Regions from separate parts of the Homo sapiens genome. Here region 2 is linked to region 1. Evidence: chromatin loops called from intact Hi-C (ENCODE). Cell type or tissue: PC-9. All regions are shown on one strand.

The links. Peaks named below come from ENCODE experiments on the same cell type or tissue, not always from the same donor. Only the 100,000 strongest peaks of a DNase experiment are listed, where the experiment ranks them.
Region 2: a loop joins it to region 1, with 5 times the contacts of the local background. A loop is called at or near these places in 8 of 110 quality-filtered maps.

The regions. Positions count from the first base shown.
Region 1 is chr1:58,651,651-58,654,150 of GRCh38, reverse strand. No RefSeq gene overlaps it. Among named protein-coding and RNA genes, the nearest start is that of MYSM1, 47 kb to the left of the region's middle. RefSeq lists an enhancer at 1,220-1,514. In PC-9, CTCF peaks have their summits at 1,180 and 1,384 (motif pointing right); a DNase peak (open chromatin) is centred at 1,390; H3K27ac peaks cover 1,421 bases.
Region 2 is chr1:58,591,206-58,593,705 of GRCh38, reverse strand. No RefSeq gene overlaps it. Among named protein-coding and RNA genes, the nearest start is that of TACSTD2, 15 kb to the right of the region's middle. RefSeq lists an enhancer at 835-1,129. In PC-9, no CTCF peak of the experiment used is centred here; a DNase peak (open chromatin) is centred at 975; H3K27ac peaks cover 1,714 bases.

The DNA.
Region 1 (2,500 bases):
ATACTGTATATCTTTAACTTCTATAATTCTCATTGAGGACATCTTTCCATGTTGGTGCCTAAAGTCTATTCATCCTTTACAGTAAGTACATAGTATTCTGCAGTATATATTTGTCTTAATTGATTTGATCTGTTTTCAGTTGAACTTCAGGTTGTTTCCATTTTTCTATTAAAAATATATTTTTTCTTTTACACAGTTAATACTTCTCAGAAGAGTCATAGAACCTTAGTTGCTAGATCAACTATGCAGCCTTTAAATTTTGTTAGTATCTGCAGAAAAATTTTTATTCCTATAAGCTAATTTTCCTTAGAGTAGTACAGGCATATTCTGTCTTGTTACAGAACCAGTTTGAACTCAGGCACCTAAATGATAATCATTTAGGTGGCAAAGTACAAGAAATAGTAAATCCAATGCAGGTATTTCTGATTGGGTGGCCCTCCTGGGCAGCTCATCTTCAATAGATTCCTTTCACATTAGTGTTATCCCTTGGAGGACAAGGGGAACGAGGAAGAGTGGAGGGTTACGCACCTGGTACTTAACTACTTGGAAATACATATGGTTTTTGCTATTCCTTTGGGAAGAACTAAACATACGTTCCCACCTGAATGCAAAGGGAGCCGCTAAATGGAGTCCTGATTGGACTGGTACTTCTGCAAAATTCTACATTATGGAAAGGAAATATGAATCGTTGTTAATGACTAGCTATCTCTGCTACAGATGGCTTGGATTGATTTTCTAAAATAGTATAAATTTGTCTTTGCATGGCCTTTAAACTACTGTACTTGAGACCCCATGTTCATGAAGAAAAGTTGACATCAAATTTCTTTGAAACCAGAGCTCTATATTAAAATGGATAACCTATCTCCCTTAATTCAGAGAATTTTAAAGCTGGAAAAAGGATTGTTCAGGCTTACAGTTCTATATTTTAATAGGAAACAGGTTCCCCAAAATGAAGCAAGTTGCCCAAAGTCACAGCCAAGTTTGTAGCAAGATCGCCCCTAGAAAGACCCCAGCTCTGCCACCTAACCCAAGTGCTACTGCACCATCCTTTTGAGTGATGTCACATTATTTTTCAATCTCATAAAGAACTACTTAGTATTTTATGTGAGATTCAAATGTTAATACGTTTTAATTTAAAATGTAATTGTCTCTTTTAGAACTGCAAGATCTTATCAATGCCCAGAACATGATTTTTGTGGAACAGTTGACTAAGGAATTACTATTAGAAGTGCTATAATTAGTGAGACTTTATTCGCTTTATTGGCATTATCTAAGAGTAACAAACCCAAATCCTCGATGTTTGCATGCATGTCCACAAAGCCATGTTCTTCAATAATTGTAATGAAAATGTTAATGCTTACGGCCACTAGAGGGTGCTCTGTCACAGTGTGTCAGCACTACCATCTCAGCCCAGTACTGTTGGCTAGCCTAAGAGGCAGAAAAGACTGCACGTGTAGCTGAATTTGTAAGCACTAACACATTCACTTTTCTAGTTTCTTGACATAGTATGATCTAGGGATGAGTTTCCTTGTTTCATAGTATCCAGGTTAACTATCTTCACTTTTGTTTATAATAGTAACAGCCATCTATTATACATAGATACAGTGCTAAAAATGCTTTACATAACAGTGTCACATTTAGTTTCCACAACAACCTTGCAAGAAGAATCTTACTACCCCCATTTTAAACTTAGCCATAGAGTGTTTAAGTCACTTGCCCAACGTCATGCAGCCAGAAGTGGCAGAGAGAATTCAGATTCATATATAATTCTAAAGCCAGCTCATTAAGCTATTACGTTATTGATTTCAGAGCTGGAAGAAACTTAAGGAACAATTTAGTTTAGTCTCCTCACTTTGAGATGGGAGAACTGATACCCAAGTCCAAGTCACAGACCCAGTCAAAGCCAGATTGGGAAGTCAAAGTGTGTGCATTCCTTATCCTGTGATCTTGGGTCACGCCTCATGGCAATTCTTGCCTTCTCTGAGCAACAAAAGAAATCCTGTGCTCGTAGGTCCTGTGTCATGCTTTACCCAAACATGGTAGATGATATACCAAGGGATTGTCTTTGTTACCCAGACAACAGAAGGAATGGACCTTATGGATAGAAATTTTGCTCTGACATGGTTCTCTATTCTCTATTTCATAAGAGCCTCTTGCATTGTCACAGGTAATTAATCTTCCTGCTTCCAACAGGTCCCCCTCCATCCTCTACACTGAAGCCGAGGGATTTTTTTTTTTCTTCACGAAGCATAAATCTGAGCACATCATTTCTGTGCTTAAAGCTTTTTTTTTTTTTTTTTTTTTTTTGAGATGGAGTCTTGCTCTATTACCCAGGCTGGAGTGCATTAGTGTGATCTTGGCTCACCACAACCTCCGCCTCCCAGGTTCAAGCCATTCTCCTGCTTCAGCCTCCTGAGTAGCGGGGATTACAGCCGTGTGCCACCATGCCCAGTTAATTTTTGTATTTTGAGTAGAGATGGGGTTTTACCATGTTGGCCAG
Region 2 (2,500 bases), 60 kb after region 1:
CCAACCTGTCTCTCTCATGGTCTCCCAGCAACCTCCAATCTGATCTTGCTGCTTCCAGTCTCACCTCCTGCCACTCATCCTCCATATAGTTTTCCTGCGATTTTTCTGAAACACAAATCTGCTCAGACTATTCCCTTGCCTAAATTCAATTTTAGGTTCTCTTTTACCAACCAGATAAAGTTCAAACTCTGGCATGGCTCACAAGTTCCTTCACAAGTTGTTCCTATCCCAAGTCAAATTCCCCAGTCATCACTGGGATATAAGCTCCAAGGGGGCAAGCATCTCTGTTGTTCACTGCTTTCTTCTCTAGCACCTCGACTGATACTAGCACATAGTAGGTTCTTAATAAGTATTTCTGGAAGGAAGGAGATAATAGAAAAAGGGAGGAATGGGGAAGGGAAAGAAGGGAGGAATGGGGAAGGGAAAGAAGAAAGGAAGAATGTTAGTTCCTATAGCACCCTATCCTATCAAAATGTTCATCTCCAGTTTAATGTCTACCTTCCTCACTAGATTGTAAGGGCCAAGGGGGTAACTAATATGTCATATTCACTACTCCTAGCACAGTGCCTGACATCAAGTCGGTGCCCAAAAAATATCTTTAAAGCCAATGAATTTATTAATAATTCAAGCACATGTTATGTGCTTAAGTCACATACAAAGAGGGGTGGAAGTCAGAGGGAAGGCCATCTGATCTTCTGGAGACCAGGGATAGGTATGGGAAGGGGGCAGGACATGAACGAGTCCTTGGAAGGCTATGACCCATGGCTGAGCAATTGGTCCCCTTTAGGCCTATGGCCCTGGAAGGTTGAATACTATGCTCAGTCCTAATATCCATTTTGTATATCTAGTTTTCTTATTTGGCATGAGTATCCAACCCTGCTAGTATTTTTCCAAGAGAGTGAGTATTTTGAAGTGATTCGTGAACAGCCTTGCCTCAGCCTCCTGGAATGTGACCTCATTCCTTCCCCAGGTCGTTCCCCTCATTAATCAGCCTGCCCAGTCCTGCTCTATCAGGCAGGCTGCCAGGCATGCAGCTGGCATGGGAGCTCCCAGTTCAGGGGCTGAGGTAGGCTTTGCTGTTTAAGAGCATGAACTTCAGAGACAAAAACACCAGGGTTTCGATCTTGAATCCATCCCTTACTAGCTGTAGGATCTTGGGCAAGTTTCTTATCTGTCTAAGCCTTGACTTCATCAGATGGAAAGTGGAGCTAATAACAGCACCTAAATTCACAGTGTATTTGTGAGAATAAGATAATCCTTGAGCCTATATCACAGAGAGTTCAATAATTGTTGAGTCTTATTTTTCTACTCAAGGACTTCTCTTGCCTTTTGGCAGGTTCTGAATTTCTCTGGGATGGAGCAGAAATAGAGGGAGGGAAAAGGAAGGGAATGTGGCATACACTGAGAACCTGTGTCACATCAGATGCTCTGGTGGCATGTCTGCATAACATTAGCCCCATCTTCCAGTGGAAGGAATGCAGATGGTAGAATAGAGAAATCTGGGTTGGAATCCAGGCTCTGAAACTCACTTGCTGTGTGAGTCTGGGCAAAGATCTTCCCCTCTGAGCCTCAGTTTCCCACCAATTGTGGCAGTATCTACTTGGTATTCATGCCATATGGATTATATGAGCTAACATCATGTAAAAATGCTTAGGCAGATGATGCTCAGTAAATGTGCGTTTCTTCATTCCCAAGGGGACAGCTGGTTGACAGAAGGACTTGAATAGAGAGAGGAAGAACATGAGGACATGCCAGAAGGGAGTACCCTTTGGGCATCAGGATGCTGGAGGGGACACACTTCTCTAACCCCCCTGAGAACTGGGCTGCTATAAATGGCATGAGTAGACCTCTCCTTTGGGCTGGCAAAAAGACTCAGATGGCTGGCTCCCTCCCTCCCCAACCTTTCTGGGCCCAGGGCATGGGAGAGGATGGTAATGACAGAGCAGAAAGGAGTCCAAACAACAGTTATAAATGTCAGCACATCTGGATTTTGGCTCTGGCTCTAGCATTTATTAGCCATATGACTTTGGACAAGCCCTCGTGATCTCCCTGAGCCTCAGTTCCCCATCTAAAATGGGGATAATATCAGGTATCTTCTGATTATCTATTGTGGCATCACAAACCACCCTAAACCTTAATGGCTTACAACAATTATTACCTCTCAGGGTTCGTGTTGACTGGACTCAGCTGGGTGGTTCTTGCTTGGGGTCTAGCGCAGCTGCAGTCAGAGGCCCCTGGGGCTGGACTTATCCAAAGGCTTGACTGGGCTTGATGTCCAAGGTGGCTTTTTTACTTACCTGGGCTGGGAAGGCTGCAAGTCTGGACGCTGGTTGGACACCTCTCTTGCCATGTGTCATCTCTAGCTGGGACTTCTTCTTAGAGTAGTCAGACTTCTCACAAGGCAGCTGGCTTCCCATAGAGCATGCATGCCAAGACGCCAAGGCAGAAACAAAATGGTTACCTGTGACCTAGTCTTGGAAGTCCCTTTGTGTCACTTCTG